Linked DNA regions of Homo sapiens: region 1 is linked to region 2. Evidence: read pairs that join two places in POLR2A ChIA-PET (ENCODE). Cell type or tissue: GM12878. All regions are shown on one strand. Links, peaks and the distances in the headings refer to the core of each region. The heading gives the core; the rest is flanking DNA. Region 1 has its middle 11 kb from the start of NABP1. Region 2 overlaps CAVIN2-AS1 (CAVIN2 and TMEFF2 antisense RNA 1).

What was found. Peaks named below come from ENCODE experiments on the same cell type or tissue, not always from the same donor. Only the 100,000 strongest peaks of a DNase experiment are listed, where the experiment ranks them.
Region 1: POLR2A ChIA-PET joins it to region 2 with 7 read pairs; 2 of 35 experiments call an interaction of 5 or more read pairs at or near these places.

Annotation. Positions count from the first base shown.
Region 1 is chr2:191,664,788-191,670,179 of GRCh38, forward strand. No RefSeq gene overlaps it. Among named protein-coding and RNA genes, the nearest start is that of NABP1, 11 kb to the right of the region's middle. In GM12878, for the core only: no CTCF peak of the experiment used is centred there; a DNase peak (open chromatin) is centred at 2,164; H3K4me3 peaks cover 115 bases; H3K27ac peaks cover 2,123 bases.
Region 2 is chr2:191,872,941-191,878,332 of GRCh38, forward strand. The region is part of intron 1 of CAVIN2-AS1 (CAVIN2 and TMEFF2 antisense RNA 1); the gene reads left to right. Among named protein-coding and RNA genes, the nearest start is that of CAVIN2, 29 kb to the left of the region's middle. In GM12878, for the core only: no CTCF peak of the experiment used is centred there; no DNase peak of the experiment used is centred there.

The sequences.
Region 1 (5,392 bases), core at 274-5,273, 210 kb before region 2:
TTTTCCATAGTAATAGAACCACTGATTTTTGGCTGGGGACACAGCCACCAGAAAGCCACCTTCCTGATCCCCCTTGATGATAGGTGTGTATACATGAGTAAATGCAAGCCAATGGGATATGAAGAAGTTGGGTGTGCAACTTTCAGGAAACATCCCAAATTAGAGTGGGCTCTCTTTTCCCTTACCTTTTTCCTTTCTATTGAGTGAAATGGGATGTATGATGCTTGGAGTCTTGGCAGCCATTTTGAATAATGAGGCAACCTTGGAAATGGAAAGTACAGTCAATGGAGCTACAAGATAGAATAGGCTTGATAATGTGGAGGCCAATACCAAACCCCTAGAATCTACCTCTGTACTTTAACAAGAGCCAGAAATAAACTTCTATTTATGCCCAGCCAATTGGGGTTTTCTCTCACTTTAAGTTAGTACTAATCCTAACTAATAGAAGTACTTATCTCCAGTCTGACTTCTTGAAGCCAGGAGGCAGAATTATATGGTACAAAGCAAGGTACCCTATGAACTGCACTTTGTTTTAAAGGAAGTTGTGGGCATGACAGGAAGGCTGGAAGATAGAATGTTATCATGTGGGAAATGTCAGTTGTGGAAAAGCATTACAGTGATGACTCCTTCTCCCACAACCCAAATGAATCACACTTCCTTGTGTCCACATGCTTCTTTGCAATATGATGTTGCTGCTCCTCCCATCTAAAGGCAGAGGTTACCTGACCATCTCCTTGAATCTGGTTTGAGCTGGTGACTGGCTTTGACCAACAGAATATGACAAATATGACATTATGCTAGTTCCAGAGTCTAGGCCTTTAGAGACCTTGCAGCTGTGGTGCAACCATGTAAACAATACCATGGGAGTCCAGAGGTGGGAGGATCTAACTGGGTATAGAGAAGGAGATGATGGTGGGTCCAGTGAGGAGAGTTTACAAAACCTATCCTTGAGGTGAGATACCATCTTCGATGTTAAAGGAGGAGTAAGGATAGTACTGGCTTCTCTGCTGACCCTCTGTGCTTGGTTGTCACATGGAGCATTAGTTCCCAGATAAAGATTTCAAGAATCAGTAAAATCTCAACAACACACACACACACACACACACATAAATTGGGGAATGGGTATACTGATGTATTGTTGCTAATACTCTGTTTTAACTTTTTTTTTAAGAAAGGACATTGGAAATGCTATCTACCATCATCACCATCTCATTAAATATATTTTAACATAAAATAGGAGGAATATTATCTCATACTAAAGGACAAACCTTTAAACTGCATGCTTTCCTCCCTTGTCTTTGGTTTTTGTACTGTACATGTATAGTAGTCTTAGACCAGCATTTGGTGGCCATTAGCCTTTCAAGTTTTACCGGTTAGGTTAACAACACAATATTTGGTTTCTTCATATGGCAAAGACTTACAGTTTTCCTCTAAAATCCATACTTCCCTTTTCCCATAGAAATAAAGGCTACTCTAGGTACATGATTACTCATCTAGAGACTACATCTTTAGCCTCTTTCACAGCTAAATGTGACCACGCGATTAAGTTTTGGCTAATAGGATATGAGCTGAAGTAACATGTAAGCTGACAGTATGTGCAATTTCTGGGTCATTTGTACCTTTAAAAATAAGCTGTTTGCCTTGGCGTTCCTCTATTTTTCTTTTCCACAGATGGGAACCAGTGAGTGTGACCACAACCCACTAATGATATCACCTAAGGGAATGGTGGGTGGAAAATGGAAGGAATTCGAGTCCTTGAGTGACTTCATAGTCTCCCTGCAAATCTGCATTGCTCTTTTTGGGACTATAACATGAGGAAGAAATGAACTTCCATCTTATTTAAGCCTCTGCATATAGATGTACACTTCTTGGTGTTTCCTTTTTTGAATAGTTTAGGCTTTACCTTAATAAGCAAGAACTCAGCTTTCCCTTGCTTTTGCAGTGGTATTTGCCTACCAATTTCCCCTTCAAAGGTTCCACGCTACTCCTATTTATCCCACCCACATGGGATAGCTGAGCTACGAGGTCACCAGAGAAGGACATTTACATTTCCACTTAGGTGTGGAATTCCCCTAAATGGAGAAGGCCAGTTATCTTCTTACTGCTCTTGCACAGTTTCTTTCACTGTTCTCCACTTGTTCCTTTTGCCCTACTTAGGCTGCAGTTAAAGAAACGATCCCTTGGTGGTTTGGCTGCTCAACCAATGGGCATAGCTCACCCTCAGGACTTTCCATCTTGCCTAGCTCACTTCCTTTTTCTCCCTTCTGAGCATTGCCTCTTTTATTTTTCAGATGCTACATTATACACATTCCCTTTCAAATCATACAGACACTTTCAAACAATAGTTATTGAATATGTACTTTGTAAGGTAAAACATAAAATGAGAAACAGGAAAAGTACCTGACTTTTTGGTCTCCTTGGAATACACAAATAAAGAGGAAATTATAAATTAAAGTCAAAATTCCTGTAATTGGGATATGTACAGTGTGTTATGGGACTACGTAGGAGAGATGCCTGATCCAGTGTTGTACAAAAGGGATGTGGTCAACCATGTCAAGTGAAATAAAGGCATAAAAAGGTGAAATAAATGTGTACATTGGCTATAAAGAAACTGTACACCTATGAATAAAACATCATTTTAAAACTTCAAATAATTTCAGAGTATATAAAATTAAAAGTGAAAGTTCTTTCTCTCCCACATCTTAATCCCCATAGTGATTTGTTACTATTTGGTGTGTGTTCTTCCAGATATATAGTATGAAAATAGATATATTAATATATTGATATATATATAGTATGAAAATACATCTATATATAAATATATAGTATGAAAATGAATCTATACATCTATAGTAACATATATATCTATATTTATTATAGGTAGTAAATATCTATATTTACTATAGATATATATCTATAATAAAAACCAATTGATATATAGTTTTTTATTTTATAATAAGCTAATCATCGTATACTATTATTATGTAGCTTTTTTTGCATGTACTTGTTTCCTTATCAGTATATTGACCTAATTTATAAAATTACATATACTTCCCTATTAATAGTTCACTAACTTAATCTCTCTTTTATGACACTTAGGTTTCTTTTTCTTTCTTTCTTTCTTTCTTTCTTTCTTTCTTTCTTTCTTTCTTTCTTTCTTTCTTTCTTTCTTTCTTTCTTTCTTTCTCTTTTTTGACACGGAGTCTTGCTCTGTCGCCCAGGCTGGAGTGCAGTGGCACGATCTTTGCTCACTGCAACCTCCACCTCCCGGGTTCAAATGATTCTTCAGCCTCAGCCTCCCAAGTAGCTGGGACTATAGGCATGTGCCATCACGCCCGGCTAATTTTTGTATTTTTAGTAGAGACGGGGTTTCACCGTATTGGTCAGGCTGGTCTTGAAATCCTGACCTTGTGATCTGCCTGCCTCGGCCTCCCAAAGTGCTGGGATTACAGGCGTGAGTGGCCGTGCCCGGCCTCTTTCATTTTATCTCTTCTAAAATTGGTGTTTCAAGGAATATTCTATCCATTGGATTTAATTATAAATATTAAGAGAAAAAAACTACAAGTGGAAATTCTATACCTGCCCCAAATATGTGAGAAACAAGTTAGACATTTTTGCATATGTAAAGTATCAGAAGGTACCTTCTTCCTCTTTTCTTTCTGGGGAACTTACTTGAGGAATCACCATTCTAGCAAAATGAAAATCAAAGCAAAACTATGATTTCAAGGGGATTTAAAATATATTAAAAACGTGAATGAGTAATCAATCCAGTAAAATTTAAAAGACAGGAATACAGGATCATAGCTTGGTTCTTGAATGGGGAACTTGAATATTATAAAGAAATTGGTATGTCCCAAATTAGTGGGACATACCCTTCTTTCAATTCCAAACAAACCCTGAGAAAAGTCTGTTTTTAAATCATGACAAAATAGTCTAGGAAAATAAGGTAAGCAAGAATGATTAAAGAATGTTTATAAAAAAGGGGTCTGAAGGTTGATATTTGCCTTATCAATTATAAATTTACAATAGTTAGAGCATGTTAAATACTAAGAACAGACAGATAAATCAGATAAAAGTGATAAACTGGAACTCGAGTTTATAAAATAGAAAAAATAGACAATATTTTAAAAAATAAATCTGAGAAATTGTTTCTTCAATAAATAACATTGGACAAATAAAGTAACTTTTTGATGAATATTTTATTAGAGCTTTGCATCACAGCATACATAAGAGGTAAATATTTAGTCATAAAGAATTGAAGAAGGTATAGAAAAAAGTTTATATCATCTCATCATGAGGAAGGATTTCCTCAAACAAAAAAGCAATGGAAGACATCCTAGGAAAAGATAATAAATTTGACCATATAAATATACAAAGTTTCTACACTAAAAATACAGATAAAAGGAAAAGGCAAATCACAAGTGGGAAAGATGTGTACAACAAATGTTGCAAAAACCAGGATTACTATCATTTGTGAAAACTCTTGATACTGGTAAAATCCAACTCTCAGCCTGGTCTGTGCCTAAACTCTCACAGATGAACGTGTCTGAAGAAAAATACAAAACCATGTGCGTTGGTCAACTTTAAGTTAGCTGTTAACTTCCTTCATGTGAAACTTTAGTTGGCTTCTAAAATTGTAATAAATTTCCCCATTTAATACAGTCTCCCACATCCCCAATGACTATTTCTAACCTCTTCTTACACTTCAAACTTCCAGCATCTCCTCCCCATTCTCACTCTAAACTGATGATCTTGTTTATTTCATTGGGAATAGTAGCTATCAGAAAAGACCTTCCACACACTCTTACCATCATAGCAACTCAGCCTCCTGTTCCAGAAAATCCCTCTACGCTCCTATCCACCTCTCCACAGCAGCCCTAGCTCCCATCATCTCTCACCTACTCAAGGGCAAGAATTTGTTTTCAGCAATTTGACTTTTCCCTGTCTCTACTGAATCATGCCATTCAGCCTAGGGTCATGTTACTATTTTTTACATTAAAAAAAATCTCTTTTGTCCCACTTTACCCTCAAGTGATTAGCCCATTTCTCTGCTGTCCTTTGCAAAAAACCTCCTAGGAGGAGCTATATGCACTTACTTTCACATTTCCAATTTATGAACTTCTGTTCTCTCTTGAACTCAACTTATTTAGTCTTTCATCCTTCACCAACTTCATTGTCAAAGTCACCAATGATCTTCGTTTTTGCTAAACCCTGTAATCAATCCTGTTTCATCTCACTTGATCAGCAGCATTTGACACAACTGTCACCCCCTCTTCCCAGAAACATTTGATTCACTTGGCATCCAACACACCACTCACCTTGCTGTGTTCTTCCCATCTCACTTCTTATGTCTAAAATGATCCTCCTGATCTTTCCACATCCCCTAAACTGC
Region 2 (5,392 bases), core at 56-5,055:
ATTACTTGTCTCATTTGTGATTTTAAAAATAATTGCATAATATTCTATCGTGAATATAACCATTTTCAAAACAATTTTTTCAGTGTTAGAAAATTTGCTACCAAATACTATTATGATGAATATTCTGGTACATAAATGCTTCTTAGTGCCTTTGGTTAGATTCCTATGGGAAGAATTATTGGGTTAAGTGTCTAATTTTATTATAAGTTCTTTATCTTTATTGCCTGATCACTTTCAAGAAAGATCACATCAGTTATACACATGGCACAATATTTATGACCACTTTTTTCCCCAACATTTTCATCACAATTGAATATTTTAATTAAAAAAACTTTCAATAGATATTTTTTAAAATATATTTTTTCAACTTATGATTTCTTAGATTATTAGTGAGGAGAAAATATTTTCTTCTGTTAGTTGGTCACTTGTATTTGTTGTTGTGTAAAATATCTGTTCATGTTCTTTGCACATCTTCTGGTAATGTTTTAGTATTTTTCTTAATAAGGGAAAGCTTTCCGATAACATTACATGTAACATTTTGTGTACTAGAATTTTGTGCGCTATTTCTCCAATATATTATTTATTATTAAATTATACTAATGTTATTTTTTGGTGTTTTGAACTTGAAAATTGGCCAGGCATGGTGGCTCATACCTGTAGACCTAATAATTTGGGAGGCCAAGGTGGGAGGATCACTTGAGTTCAGGAGTCCAAAACCAGCCTGGGCAATATGGTGAGACCCCATCTCAAAAAAAAAATTATCTAGTAAAATAATTAACCATTATTCATATGCTTTCTTCTACTGCTTAGAAATTCTTGTCCACCATGGTGGCAGGTGCCTGTAATCCCAGCTACTTAGGAGGCTGAGGCAGGAGAATCTCTTGAGGCAGAGGTTGCAGTGGCCTGAGATCACGCCATTGCACTCTGGCCTGGGAGAGCAATACTTCATCTCAAAAAAAAAAAAAAAAAAAGAAAGAAATTCTTGCCCACTCAGGGGTTAAATATTTACTACATTTTCACATATTTTTTTTTAATATTTAGTTTTTAAAATCTATGCTTCTAAGGGCACCTTGACAGCCAATTTCCCCAACAGTGAGTGAGCTCTACCTTGCTCAATTGTTTGTGGTGGTTTCTTGGTCATTCACTAATGTTATACATTGTAGGGTGTCTATAAAACCTAGTGTTTGAAGTATATTCTTCTTTCCCCTCAGAAATTTATTAGTGAGTGACAATCTTGCTTTGGATACAGGCTACATCTTTATGCTCATCTATTAGGGACTAGCATAGATATATTCAAAATACTTAATTTCATGTATTGATAGGAATAAATAAAATAACAATACTTACTGTAACTCCAACATATGCTCCGGAACCATAACAAAAAATATCTTCCAAAAGGTAACCAACTATTTAAGTGTCAAAACATATTATGATTTTTTTTTGGTCAGTTTCAAGTTTAAACATTTTTAATATGTTGAATTTTGGGGAAGTAAAAAAAATCGTATTCTTCCAGTGTAAAGTAACCTGCTTTAATATTCAGTTGCTACCCATTTAGAGAAGAAAATTGCTCTTCAAATAGCATAATGCATTTTTGTGTGTGTGATACTGGCAAAGGTAGGGAGGATTTAAGAAACATTTTACACTCTTTGGCAGTGGTGTTGATGGGGAGAAATAGAAAAATAAGAAAGGATTGAACTCGTTACTATTTTTTTTTTCCTTCAGCCAGATAATAAAAGGCAAAGCCCGATTTCATACAAAATCAATGGGGGTGAGTTATTTTGACAGAAATTTGCCATCCTTCACTGATCATGTGGTACTCCGGATAATAAATATTTTAAGTCAGTACATTACTGGTAATTTATTAGGTCATATGAAATAATAAAAACAATACAAAAGTCTGGAGATGAAAAAGTCTGGTGAAACAGAAGGTCTATGTAAATGTTCAATATTTTCTAGAGTTTTACTATTAATATTATATATTATTGGAAGAAAAGGAGATGTTTACTAAGTAGAGATGTGCATTTTTATTTCTTTTTAAATTGTCTCTCTCATTATTTTCCTACTAGGCTTATGCTTTTTCTCCTCTAAAAGAAGAAACTCAGAAATGCCTTTTTTTGTTTTAAGTCTGGTTTGTAGTTTTATTTCAATTTCATTTCTATTTCCTTCCAAAGCTAGGCAATACATTCACATCTCTAAGTTCAGATGTTGTTCATGAGGATCAATGCAAAAATTACTTTCTAGGCTGAATGCAGAAATACTTGGGTCTATGAAACTCATTCTCAATAAATTCAAGTTATTATTTTCAAAAAAATCCTAGTGGGTCACCAACTATTGAAGCCAGTGTTGGAGGAACACGACAGCTTACAGGATGCTTGGAATATAAGAGTAGCATGTACTCTGACCTTGGGGAGCCATAGGGGTCTTCAGACAGATCAAGAAGCATCACAAGGAACGGGTCTTTGAAACTAATATATTTCCACAACATTTTGAGGGTGATGATGATTTAGATAATTCCCCTGCCAGGTAGAGAATGAGTGACGCCATTGCAGTGGCTTTGTGGAGAGGTTGGGTCATGATCCTCACGTTGAGGAGTAAGTTGGGCGCTAGGTGCTCCTGAGAAAGCAGCTGTTCCATGTGGTTGAAGCAGAGAGGCAGGGTGGAGGCAAGGTAAAGAGCAGGACTGTAGACTCAGGTTGTCAGAGGCCCATCCTGGCTCTGCCACTCAGCTTGAAATTGTGGAAATCACTTTACCTCTCTCTATTTTAGTTTCTCATTTGTGAAGTGGGTAATAGCACCCATAAGCATTGTTCTGAGGATTAAATGAGCTCATCGTGTAATGCACACATGCATTACATGTATGTAATGTGGATGTATGTAACAGGACATGTGTATGTAGTAGGCACAGTGACTGAGCAGACTAAGACCTTGATATAAATGTTGTGAAATAAATAAAATAAACTTCTTGGGAAAGTTATGAGGGCAGGAAAGGAAGAACCAGGCACATGAGGTCTCCAGAGACCTACAAGGGCCTTAAATGGAGAATTCTGGGTTAGGAAAAGTAGAAAAAAAAATTAGTCCTTAGAAGACTCTGTTGGCTGCAACCAAAGTTTACATTCACTTGACAGAGTGATATAAAACTGTGATTATTGGAATGAAGTGACCTCTGTCTGAGTGTGGAGCATGGATGGGAACGACAATGGTAAAGCTGAGGACAGTGAGAGGGAGAGCTGGGGAGGCCATTTCTTATTTCTCTCTTTACACCCCCGATTTGCTCATGTGTTTTTAGGACACCTCAGATTCCTTTTGAAAGTAGGAGATAAAATACTTTTTTGTTAAGTAAAAAAGAAGTCCAGGTAATAAATAAAACAAGGAAATCCTGGGCAAAGGGATCATGGGCTGAAGAGGAGGAACACTGAGGTAATACTAATGCTTAGGCTGTACACTGACCAAGTGTTGGAGTGCAGCACACACCTCATCTGCAGGTATTGGGCTCAAGGAAAGGGAGTTATAGACAAATTCACCATAGTGGTAGATGAGCAGAGACTCTGAATACATCTGTGAAAACATTTTACTTTTCCTTTAAGTAGAGATGTTTTCAAAATAGTGGGTGATATGATGATATGAGATTAGATGGAAACAGAAAAGAGGAAAGGGGAGTACATGAAGAATTATTTTAATGTTGGGATGGCTTTGTCCACTGCAGCGAACATCCAGAGATGCAGTGACTACCATCTGCCACTGAAAAAGAACCATTGATGGAAGTACTATTTTCAATGATAACTCCTGGTAGCAGTAAAAACATGGTTTTAAATTAAATTTGGAATTTTCCTCCTCAATGCTGCTTCTTCAAAGACAAATGAGCCTCTTACAGTATGTCTAGTTAAATAAAATAATGGATGTGAAAGGCTTTACAAAACATTAATGTGCTATATAAATGGAATGTGTTATCATTGTGTACTGTGTACTAAAAAACATGCAGTAAAAAGATATTATTTTTGTAGACTAAATAGTCAAATATGGGCTGCATGACAGCACTGTGAAGTGAAGTCATAATTGATGAACGACTGTGCCCAGGGAGGGTTGATTTATGTGTGGATGCTAACCTGGAAGAATACTTCTGGTGCAATGTTAAAGGGTGTTTGTCTTGTTTTCTTTCTTTGCCCTTTTCTCACTTAAAGGTTTTCCAGTCAGTTGATGGCATACTTATCAAATTTAATGATAAGACTAGTATGGGGTAGGAAACTAACATATATCAACTTTAGAAAGTATATTGCTATATGAATAAACCAAGCTCAGATAGGCTAGTAACTTGCCCGAGACCACTCATTTAATAGTAGATGGTATTATGTGAGTAACCTAAGACTAGTAACTTGCCCAGTAGAGTGGCAGAGAGCTGGAATTTGAAACTAGGCAACCTGAGTCTAGAGAATGTACATCTAAACCACTTTGCTTAATTATTGATTCATTTACTTAACAAACAAACCGCTCACACTTACATGAGAGACTGATCTGAGCATTATACAACTGTTACTCACTCCTTGTAACAACCCTATGGGGTAGATACTATTATTATTTTCATTTCATTATGGCTTAGAAACTGAGGCACAAGGAAGTTAAATACTCTCCCCAAGGTCACGCAGTTAGTAAGCAGATTGAAACATAGGCAGTCGAGCTGGGGAGTCCATTCCTCTGACCATCATGTTATGCCACCTCTGCTCTATGCTGTGCTCCTTTCAATAATGTGCCCAGCTTCACACAGGTGATCCTGCCCTCTCCTTATACCCTGGGAACCAGGGAGTCTTTGAGGTTTCAAAGGAAGCAGTGAGCATCTATGATTCCGTTGATGCTCTTTTGACCTACCTTGGAGCATCCATGCCTAAAGACATCTTTTGTGATGCCACCAATTCAATCCTAGACTCTTAAATCCTCATCTTTGGTTCTTACTGCCAGATAGCATTCCCCCCTGCATAAAATACATCCTTATTCTCATTACATCTCCCCATAAAACTTTCATCAATTTGAAAATTGTAAAACGCATTCCTTTTTATGCAGACATTTAATCTATGGTTAAATGACAATTGCGCAATATATCCTCCTGCATACCCAAATACCATCCCAACTTGGCACTTTGAAAATAAATTGGCATAGGTTTCGAGGAAATAGAATATTCTCAACCATAGACTTTAGAGGATGCTTATCTGTAAAACAAATTACAGGGCACACTTTGGCTTGATCAACACATCGTACTTAAGAGAGGTTTCAGATAGAACCACCAGCTTAGCAAATGTGATTTGAATTTGTCTGTGGACAAGACACTATGTTCCTTTCTTATGTGAATGGATGAAACCAGAGCTTTCAACCTCTCAGCCTTTCAAACTCTCACTTTCAGAAA